Regions from separate parts of the Homo sapiens genome. Here region 1 is linked to region 2. A link is a contact called in ENCODE Hi-C or POLR2A ChIA-PET data. All regions are on one chromosome and are shown on one strand. Each heading gives the region's core, a stretch centred on a gene start or an enhancer-like site at or near the end of the contact. The rest is flanking DNA. Distances are from core to core; before and after follow the strand shown. Region 1 has its middle 22 kb from the start of LYST. Region 2 holds the start of TOMM20 (translocase of outer mitochondrial membrane 20).

Region 1 (5,957 bases), core at 1,125-3,624, 760 kb after region 2:
CTCACACCCAGCAGAGATGTTAAGGGTCAAAGGTATTGAGAGAAAGTTCTTTATCTATCCAACATGAAAACTGGCTGAATGCTGTGGATAATAAAGTCACTGTGAACATATACCTTTAGGAGAAAAAGGCCTTCTTTCCTTTGAAATGTGGGTTAGCTCTGTTTCGTGCTGTAACACATATTATTAAAAAGCCCCTGAAGCATTTTGAAGAGCTGTGAAGGCTTTACCTCTCTAAGTGTTACTTGCATTTCTCATGGCACTTCCTGCCTCATTTAATTCTACTAATGTTGTTAGATCACCTATCATAACTTGATGTACTGAATTAATATTTTCCTCTTGAAGACGTTTTGGAAAAAAATATATCTTGGCCTTATTATGAACTTAGAGGCCCTTGTTAATGAGCAGGATGCAAATGATTCATTTGGAAGACAGAAATCCTTTCTGAGTGGCTACCGTTTACTTAAATATTCTTGTGATGTGCAGAGTGATACTAACTGGCTTGAGAAAGTTGATACCGATTCCAAAACTAGGGTAATTTAAGATAAAAAATACACTAGGGGCTCTGTAAATGGGGTGAATATAACAAATTGCCTGAGATGAGCCAATTATCTGGGCTCTGAATTTGGCCTAGATTGCTGGTAATCAAGGCAAAAAGAAAAATAAGGTGGATAATATAGGTCTGACTGCCCCCACCATGTTTATTTGTTAAAGAAACATTTATAGGCCAGGTGCAGTGGCTCACGCCTGTAATCCCAGCACTTTGGGAGGCCGAGGTGGGTGGATCACCTGAGGTTGGGAGTTCAAGACCAGCCTGACCAACATGGAGAAACCCCCGTCTCTACTAAAAATACAAAATTAGCCGGGCGCTGTGGCGCATGCCTATAATTCCAGCTACTCTGGAGGCTGAGGCAGGAGAATTGCTTGAACCTGGGAGGTGGAGGTTGCAGTGAGTGGAGATCGTGCCATTGCACTCAAGCCTGGGCAACAAGAGTGAAACTCCATCTCAAAAAAAAAAAAAAGAAATATTTATAAATTTACCCAAATTTTACTTGGCATTCTATTCAAGGAGGAAAAAAGCATTTGTCTCCTAAAGAGTTACTGTATTCCTTTAAAAATATCCACAGGCAAACATAGTAACTCATTAAATATTATAGCCTACTCACAGGGTGTCTGCCATTCTTATTAGAGAAGAGAGAATGGCATATTAAAAATATGTCAGAAGTTATGGGAAGTTGTGAAGTGGAAGACAGACTTCAAGTTGTGATCCTTCACAAGGCTTCATTCTATGCTTGGCTGTTTGGGAGAGTTCAGAAATCAGCTCAATATGAAAGATATAAGAGCAACTGTCCAGCTGAGGTGGTACATACCACACTAATTTATGGAGAGGACTGAAAAAGTCAATTAAGCTCCTAAAATTCCTTCATCATTGCTAAGAAGCATTGACAAGCTAAGATATAAAGTTGGGAGATGGACTAAATACACAGGATGGCAGAATAAGACTAGACAAGTCTTGAAGGGTTAAAGAGATGAGATCATTCTAACATGGCATTTAGTAGAGGTCAGTGCCATGTCAGGCCCTGCCGTTGAGTCGAAAACATCAATGGTTTGAGTAAAGAATAGGTGGGAGGTATTTTGCAGCACTTGTGGGAAAAGGTGTTCAGGGTTTTAGTTGAAAGCAAGCTCCATATGAGGCCACATTGTGATGGTTGCAGTCCTTCATCCACCTTTTACCTACCTATCAAAAAATAAAGGAAACAGTGGGCTGGATGGTTTCTTCTTAGGGTAAATCCTCTCTTTGGTTGGGGCTGCTGTTGTTGTCCAGGTAAATACCTTTGCAAGCCAACATGCTTCCCATTTAACCCTGGGTTTTACCCATCCCAGCTGTCTCATAGAGGCCTGACTTGCACCTTTCTGTTCCCTGCCCTGCCCAAGCAGTCATTTGATGCCCCGCTTTAGAATAAAGGAAGTGATAAACTCTCTCTAGGCCATGCTGCTTGGACTTTGCCAGGGGTATTTCATTCCGCTTAGAGTACCACTCTTATAAGTATTGTACAGAAATTAACTCATTCAGAGAGTACCTAGGATAAGGAGTCTTAAAACTGAGTCATAGGAGGAACAGTTAAAAAACAGCAGGCTGGCCATGGTGGCTCATGCCAGTAATCTCAGCACTTTGGAAGGCTTAAGCAGGAGAATCACTTGAGGCCTTGAGTTTGAGACCAGCCTGGGCAACATAGCAAGACCTTGTCTCTACCAAAAAAAAAAAAAAAAAAAAAAAAAAAATTAAAGCCCAAAGCTTTCTCTAGAAGACAAAAGACAGGGAGACAAGAAAGCTGTCTTCCGAGGCCTGAGGGCTGTCACAAAGCAGACAGATTCATGTTATCTCTGTGGCCACGAGAGGTAAAGGCAGCACAGGGAGACCTCAGAGCATTTCAGCCCTAGAAGGAAGCCGCACAGAAGTGAGTCTGTAGGTGTTAGAAGGCAGCTGTGCTACACTAACTTTCAGATCCCTCCAACCTACCATCCTTGAGGTTCTTACGAATGTTGAAGTAATCTCGATTCTCGGAACTACCATCCCTCCTCCTCACCACCCCCCACACCCTAGAACCCTTTCTTGCTATAAAAAGGCCATTCCTTAGAAAGTTAAACATAGAATTACCATATGATCCAGTAATTCCACTTCTGGGGATGTACTCAAAAGAATCGAAAGTAGAATCTCAAATAGATACTTGTACAGTAATGTCTAAAGCAGCGTTATTCACAGTAGTCAAAAGGTGGAAGCAACCCCAGTGTCCCTCAGTGGATTAATATAACAAAATGTGAGGTATCCATATCATAGAATATTATCCAACCTTAAAAAGAGAAGAGATTCTGAGACATGCTGCAACATGAATAAACACTGAGGATGTTATGATAAGTAAAACATGCCTGTCACAAAAGGATGAATATTGTATGATTATACTTATATGAGGTACCTGGAGGAGTCAAATTAATAGAGACAGGAAGTAGAATGGTGGTTGCCAGGGGCTGCTGGGAGAAGGGGATGGGGAGTTGTTTAGTGGGTACAAAGTTTCCGTTTGGGAAGAGGAGAAAGTCTGGAGATGGATAGTGGTGAGGTTTGCACAAGAATGTGAATATACTTAATGACACCGAACTGTGCACTTAAAAATGGTTACATTGTGACCAGGTGCGGTGGCTCACACCTGTAATCCCAGCACTTTGGGAGGCCAAGGCAGGTGGATCACCTGAGGTCAGGAGTTTGAGACCAGCCTGACCAACATGGTAAAACCCCGTCTCTATTAAAAATACAAAAATTAGCTGGGCATGGTGGTGTGTGCCTGTAATCCCAGCTACTCGGGAGGCTGAGACAGGAGAATTGCTTTTACCCGGGAGGCAGAGGTTGCAGTGAGCTGAGATTGCACCATTGCACTTCAGCCTGGGCAACAGAGCGAGACTCCATCTCACAAAACAACAACAAAAAAAGGCTGGGCGCGGTGGTTCACGCCTGTAATCCCAACACTTTGGGAGGCCGAGGCGGTTGGATCACCTGAGGTCAGGAGTTCAAGACCAGCCTGGCCAACATCATGAAGCCCTGTCTCTACTAAAAATACAACCATTAGCCAGGCATGGTGGCGGGCACCTGTAATTCCAGTTACTCGGTAGGCTGAGATGGGAGAATCACTTGATCCTAGGAGGCAGAGGTTGCAGTGAGCCAAAACTGCTCCATTGCACTCCAGCCTGAGTGACAGGGCAAAACTCTGGCTCAAAACAGAAAAGCAAACAAACAACAACAACAACAAACAGCAAAAAAAAAAAAAAAAAAAAAAAAAAAAAGATGGGGTGGTTCCCCTCCAGTGGCTCACACCTGTAATCCCAGCACTTTGGAAGGTCGAGGCAGGCAGAATGCTTGAGCCCAGGAGTTTGACACTAGCCTGGGCAACTTGGTGAAACCCTGTCTTTACAAAAAAGTACAAAAATTAGCCTGGTGTGGTAGCCCATGCCTGCAGTTCCAGCTACTTGGGAGGGTGAGGTGGGAGGATCACCTGAGCCTGGGGAGGTCGAAGCTACAGTGAGCCGTGATGGCACACCGCTGCACTCCATCCTGGGCAACAGAGTGAGACCTTGTTTCAAAAAAATAAATAAAAGGCTGGACGTGGTGGCTCAGGCCTGTGATCCCAGCACTTTGGGAGGCCAAGGTGGGAGGATCACCTGAGGTCAGGAGTTCGAGACCAGCCTGGCCAGCATGATGAAACCCCGTCTCTACTAAAAATGCAAAAATTAGCCAGGCATGGTGGTGCATGCCTGTAAGCCCAGCTATGTGGGAGGCTGAGGCAGGAGAATCACTTGAACGCAGGAGGCGGAGGTTGCAGTGAGCCGAGATCGGGACACTGCACTCCAGCCTGGGCGACAGAGTGAGACTCTATCTCAATCAAGTGATAAATAAATAAATAAATAAATAAATAAATAAATAAATAAAAAAGTGAAGTGTGGGAGGGATTGCTCGGTACTCAGCATCAAGGATGAAAGCTGACTGCAGCCATTGTCCCAGTTGAGTTCAGTGGACTTTTCAGTGCAGCCCCGGGATGAAAAGTTCTTCCAGGCTCCTGTACTGTGCATGCTCTTAAGGACAGAAAGCGTTTTCTTTGCATCTAGACCCACTTACCCCCTGCCCCTCTGCTCAGTGCTTGTAGCTCTCTCTACACTGTTATTTCATCTTTTCATCCCTGCTAAATCTTTGCCCTGAAAAATGCAGCTCCCTTGATCTGAACAAATGCTGTGCCCCACTCTGGCCCTGAGTCCCCCATTAGAGCATCTGGAGGAGATACCGAACCACTTTCCATGTTTTCTTTCTTCCTTCATACTAAACACACTTTCCTCTTGTATGTGCCTTGCTGTGCAAAGTGCAGTTCATTGTTAAAGACAGATATAGAAACAAATACTTACAATATTGTTAAAAACAAATACAGAAACAAATAGTTACAATACTGTTAAAGACAGATACAGAAGCACATAGTTACAATACAATGTAGCAAATTTTGTAATGGGGAACAGATTTACAATGAAGGTTGTGATTTCTTATTAAGATGGACTCCAGAGACTCTCAAAGGAGCTATTTTTAGAAAAATTGTGTTGTGAATTACATATGCAATTAATAATAATAGCTAACATTTCTTGATCACAATTTCTAGTTGCCTTGTGTGACTTAATCCATGTAAATCTCAGAGTAAGCCTAAGTGGTACATACTGTTATCATCCCTATTTTTGAGTTGAGGAAATTTAGGCTCAGAGAGATTAAGCACACAGCTAGAGAGTGCTTGAGCCAGAATTTGAAGCTGGATTGCTTGTCTTATCTCCAGAGCCTCCCTCATAAGCACTATGTTCCCTCCAATAATGGCCAGAAAGCAATATAATGAAGTTTCTGTTCTTGCCAGAAAGTTTGCCAACATTTTTTCTTTTTCTTTTTTTTTCTTTTTTTTTTTTTTTTTTGAGACGGAGTCTCGCTCTGTCGCCCAGGCCGGACTGCGGACTGCAGTGGCGCAATCTCGGCTCACTGCAAGCTCCGCCTCCCGGGTTCACGCCATTCTCCTGCCTCAGCCTCCCGAGTAGCTGGGACTACAGGCGCCCGCCACCGCGCCCGGCTAATTTTTTGTATTTTTAGTAGAGACGGGGTTTCACCTTGTTAGCCAGGATGGTCTCGATCTCCTGACCTCATGATCCACCCGCCTCGGCCTCCCAAAGTGCTGGGATTACAGGCGTGAGCCACCGCGCCCGGCCTTGCCAACATTTTTTCAAACTTTTCAAACATATAAAACAATATAGGTGTGCTAAGTGTAATGTCGAGTCCTGGATTGGATCCTGAAATGGAAAAAGGGCGTTTGTGAAAAAACTGGTGAAATCTGAATAAAATCTAACGTTTAGTTGTACCAGTGTTAATTTCTGAGTTATGTTCATTTCTGTAC
Region 2 (5,086 bases), core at 1,026-3,525:
TGGGAGGCTGAGACGGGCAGATCATGAAGTCAGGAGTTCGAGACCAACCTGGCCAATATGGTGAAACCCTGTCTCTACTAAAAATACAAAAATTAGCCTGGCATGGTGGTGTGCGCCTGTAATCCCAGCTACTCAGGAGGCTGAGGCAGAATTGCTTGAACCCGGGAGGCGGAGGTTGCAATGATCCGAGATCACCCCACTGCACTCGAGCCTGGGCGACAGAGCGAGACTCAAACAAACAAACAACAACAACAAAAAATCTCTAGCATTCATCAATTACCATGTGTGAGGAACAGGACTAAAACTCTACACTATACCATTTTACAAAAAGGGAAAACTAAAGCTTGAAGTTACTTGCCTAAAGTTACTGCTGCAGCTAAGTAATTCACTGTAATCATTAGGTTGCCGCTAAATCCAGAAAAAACAATTTTAGATTGAAAATGATGGAGAAGTTATTTTGAAATAACATTCCTCCATTTGTCTAAAATGATAGCTCTTGTTTCTGCAACAGGACTTCAGGGTTTCCAACGGAAGATAGGGTTAATCCATTCTTTATAACTCTGCATTTGTACCAAAGCCCCCAGCTGTCACCCATTTTGGCAACTACAGGACAATAACCCGAAGGCAGAATGACCACCAGCATTTATGGAGGAGCATTTCCTATGTCAGAAAACGTGGAAGGCAATTCAAACATCTCAACCTTCACAAGATCAACAAGAGGTAGGTGGCATTACCTGATTTTACAACTACAGAAATTAGGATTCAGAAACCCCAAATTATGCCGCTAACCTGGCCCTAGAAATTCAAGGTCTGAATGTAAAACAGTATTCTATTAGTCTGCCTAGTCATAAATCAAATTATGTCTATATCCCTTCCCTCCTAAAACATAAGAAAGCTGGAACTAGATGTCTGATTCTTAGTGCTAGTAAGATCAGCGCTGCAGTCACTGCTCACACAGGGCTACTGAACACTTGAAATGACTTAGTATAGCTGAATTAAACCGTAACCACTGTTACTTAAGTAAACAATAATCCCTTCTTTGTACCCCTTGGGCTTTAGTAACTTACGTATCAATTTTAATTCCAAAAACTAATTTGGCTGAACAACCAAGATAAGCCAAAAAATATTTCTTATTGCAACAAATTTGCTCTTCAATGATGCGAATGAAGATTCTCCGAAAATTCAAGGTGGATCACAACGGTTTTCATGACACGATTCCCCTCTGGTAGACCTCTCTTAAAAGATGTCGCAGGTATGAAATAAGACTGAGCCACGGGAGAAGCGCAGCCCTTTGGACTCCCCTGCAATTTCTATAGCATTCACTCATATCTTGGAAGCACTTAGAACGAAGCTACCAAGAGGGTTTAAGAATGCAGCAATGAGCCAGGCGGATCATCTGAGGTCAGGAGTTCGAGACTAGCCTGACCAACACGGTGAAACCCCGTCTCTACTAAACACAAAAAATCACCGGGCGTGGTGACGCCCGACTGTAATCCCAGCTACTGGGGAGACTGAGGCAGGAGAAGCGCTTGAACTCGGGAGGCGGAGGTTGCAGTGAGCCGAGATCGCGCCACTGCACTACAGCCTGGGCGACAGAGCGAGATTCCGTCTCAAAAAAAAGAATGCAACAATGATACTGCACTGAGCATGCGGATTTAGCCTCAGACTAAAATTTGCGACAAAAATGCACGACTTTTTAGTTAAGAGTAGAGGTTTAAAAAGATGAACGACAAAAAAAGAGACAACCTCCTCCCCAGGCCACACACACCCGAGATTGCAACAGAAATCAAGAGTGCATTTGCACGGCTAAAGTGTCTGGGGAAAACAAAACGGGAAAAATCCTTCCTCCAAAATGGAATTCCTACGGGGCACTAGAGCCCCCGGAGCGGCGCAGCCAGCGCCATCGCCTATTGAGGGCCGCACCACGCGGTCGCCCTGCGCGGCCCACAGGCTGGTGGGAGGCAATGACCCCTCCTGTGAAGGGCGGCGGCCGAAGGCAGCAAGCCTGGCCAGGGGAGAGAGGACCCACTCACGTTCTCGAAGCCTGTTCTTGAAGTTGGGGTCACTTCGTCTTTTGCGGTCGAAGTAGATGCAGTACCCAATGAAAAGGGCCCCGCATACACCGGCGGCGATGGCGCTGTTCCGACCCACCATCTTCTCTACAACGCTGAGCGTGGACGGTGGCGGCAGGGACCGCGAAGGAGCGGTGGGCCACGAACCCTCAGAGCGGTCGGCGCAGCTCACACCCGACGGCCGCGGGCCAGGAACACAGAAAGGCCGAGCACACGCCACTTCCGGTCCCAGTCAACTAAGGGCCTCGAGGTCGTCCGCGGCAGAGCCTGAGCAGAGGCCCAGAGCGCGGCTCCTGCGCCTGCGCAGTGGGCGAAGCCGGCGTTTCCCCTGCGCCGCTGGGTGTACGCACTGGAGTCGGGAATTTGCACGTGACCACGGACTTTTTTTCATATCCGCCGACCATGCTGTAACGAGGCGTACGCGTTACTGGCGTGCACGTACTCAGAAGACTAGCTGACAGCCTTGTTTGTGGCAGACAGAGATGCAGGGTCCCAGACTGCGAATGCTTCATCTTGTCTAACACAGGCAGCCTGTGACTTGTTTGAATTAAACTGTACTTTCTTTTCAGGTTGCCACAATCCATTGTGCGTAGTGGTTCCATTTCAAAAGAATGTTACAGGATAGCCTCATTTTATGATAACTGGAATAAAATTAAATGGAGTAATTTCTTGAAAAATATACACAATTGAAGAAAAAATAGAAAACGTGAATTGTTTTATAGCCACACGAAAACATACACATGATCAGGCCAGGCGCGGTGGCTCACGCCTGTAATCTCAACACTTTGGGAGGCCGAGGCAGGCGGATCACTTAAGGCCAGGAGTTTGAGACCAGCCTGGCCAACATAGTGAAACCCTGTCTCTACTAAAAATACAAAAATTAGCTGGCCATGGTGGCCGGGGCCTGTAATCCCAGCTACTCTGGAGGCTGAGGCGGGAGAATCGCTTGAACCAGGAGGCAGAGGTTGCAGTGAGCCAAGATCGAGCCACTGCACTCCAGCCTGAGTGACAGATCAGGAGTCCGTCTCAAAAAAACAAAATATATATATATATGATCTAACTTAAGATATTGACAAGGAAAATCGTGGGCAGAAAGCAGGCATTAAACAGACACTGTAAGTTGAGGGGTATCGAAGTCAAGCATCAGTGTCAAGAGACATTGGAACCAGAGCTACCTTACCTTGAATAGGGGCTGGGTAAAATGAGGCTGAGACCTATTGGGGCACATTCCCAGGAAGTTTGGCATTCTTGGTCACAGGATATTTACAGGGAAGGGAACAAGTTAATAATGTTTACCTAACAGACCCAGGAAATGTCCTGATGTCCTGATATCTTAAGAACAAAAGCATTCTTAGTTTAATTTTCCCTTTAAAGATAATATTGATCCTTGCAGAAGACAGTAGTTACACAGGATTAACAGTCCTTTGACAAAGACCAGGCAGTGTCTCACACCTGTAATCCCAGCACTTTGGGAGGCCCAGATGGGCGGATAGCTTGAGCCCAAGAGTTCAACACCAGCCTGGGCAACATGGTGAGACCCTGTCTCCACAAAAAAATTAAAAACTTAGCCAGGCGTGGTGGCACACACCTGTGGTCCCAACTACATGGGGAATGATGCGGAAGTATCCCTTAATCCCAGGAGGTTGAGGCTGCAGTTGAGTTATGATTGTACCACTGCAGTCCAAACTGGGTGACAGGGTAAGACCTCGTCTCAAAACAAACACACAAAAAATCCTTTGTCACAAGCTCTTGGAGTAGAGCTCATCTTCCTCATTTTTTTGCTGTTCAATACAAACAAGCCTTGTACCTAAGGTGGACATGTTCCTTCTCTTGCTTTAGGGTATGCACCATTCTACAAAGTAACCTTTCACTTTTTTTTTTTTTTTTTTTTTTTTTTGAGACAGTCTTGCTGTCACCCAGGCTGGAGTGCAGTGGCATGATCTTGGCTCACTATAACCTCCACCTCCTGGGTTCAAGCGATTCTCCTGCCTCAGCCTCCCCAGTAGCTCGGATTACAGGCATGTGCCACCACACCCAGCAAATTTTTGTATTTTTAGTAGAGATGGGGTTTCACCATGTTGGCCAGGCTAGTCTCAAACTCCTGACATCTGGTGATCCACCCACCTCGGCCTCCCGAAGTGCTGGGATTACAGGCATGAGCCACCGTGAGTGATCTTCTTTATTTTCTTAATAAACTTGTTTTCACTTTACTCTGTGGACTGGCCCCAAATTCTTTCTTAGGCAAGATCCAAGAACCCTTTGTTGGGGTCTGGATCTGGATCCTTTTCCAGTAACACGAGGTTGCATAATAAAGAATTTGGCTGGCCTTTGTCCCCAGTTCCTGGGAGTTCTAGCCCCTTGGAATTGATGAGTGATTCACTCCTGTAATCCTAGCACTTTGGGAGGCCAAGGTGGGAGGATCACTTGAGTCCAGCAGTTTGAGAGCAGCCTGGGCAACAAAGTGAGATACTGAAGCGACATCGTTTGGGGTAATACCCAAGGTTCATTGCTTCATGCCAAGGAAATCAAGAACTTGAGCACACACGGAGTAAGGTTAAGAGCAGAGGTTTAATAGGCAAAAGAGAAAGGAGGCTTGGGTGCAGTGACTCACGCCTGTAATCCCAGCACTTTGAGAGGCCAAGGCAGGTGGATCACCTGAGGTCAGGAGTTCGAGACCAGCCTGGCCAACATGGTGAAACCCCGTCTCTACTAAAAATACAAAAAATTAGCCAGGCGTGGTGGCAGGCGCCTGTAATCCCAGCTACTTGGGAGGCTGAGGCAGGAGAAGCGCTTGAACCCAGAAGGCAGAGGTTGCAGTGAGCCAAGATCACGCCACTGCACTCCAGCCTGGGAGACAACAGCCAAACTCCATCTCAAAAAACAAAACAAAAACAAAAAAACCTTCAAAGGTAGTATCACAATGTGAATAAACTGAGAATGTGGAAGTCTCCACATTTCACATACACCATCCATAAAGAAGTATAAAACTCAACACATGAATAGCAGACGATGCT

What was found. A loop is a pair of places that touch in the nucleus more often than their neighbours do. ChIA-PET counts read pairs that join two places held with the same protein, here RNA polymerase II (POLR2A). Pooled maps may share reads with other maps.
Region 1: a pooled map shows a loop between it and region 2 (3-fold over the local background). The contact joins the enhancer-like site here to the promoter of TOMM20 in region 2. A Hi-C loop is called at or near these places in 1 of 50 pooled maps. POLR2A ChIA-PET finds 5 or more read pairs at or near these places in 3 of 52 experiments (GM10248, GM12878 and endothelial cell of umbilical vein).

Annotation. Positions count from the first base shown.
Region 1 is chr1:235,885,842-235,891,798 of GRCh38, forward strand. No RefSeq gene overlaps it. Among named protein-coding and RNA genes, the nearest start is that of LYST, 22 kb to the left of the region's middle. Within about 2 kb of position 2,375, at least 5 of the 41 ENCODE cell types and tissues checked have a DNase peak (open chromatin) inside an H3K27ac peak, as active enhancers do; they include GM12878, where a contact is called at or near this core.
Region 2 is chr1:235,126,562-235,131,647 of GRCh38, forward strand. It overlaps TOMM20 (translocase of outer mitochondrial membrane 20), which reads right to left and starts at 2,276. Exons shown (of 5, transcript NM_014765.3): 1 at 2,034-2,276. The coding sequence starts at 2,154. SNORA14B (small nucleolar RNA, H/ACA box 14B) reads right to left here and starts at 1,376; the gene lies at 1,242-1,376. LOC105379283 (a long non-coding RNA gene) reads right to left here and starts at 1,640. Exons shown (of 2, transcript XR_949295.4): 1 at 1,068-1,640; 2 at 358-408. RBM34 (RNA binding motif protein 34) reads right to left here. Exons shown (of 11, transcript NM_015014.4): 11 at 4,622-5,086. RefSeq lists enhancers at 2,004-2,223, 2,454-2,553.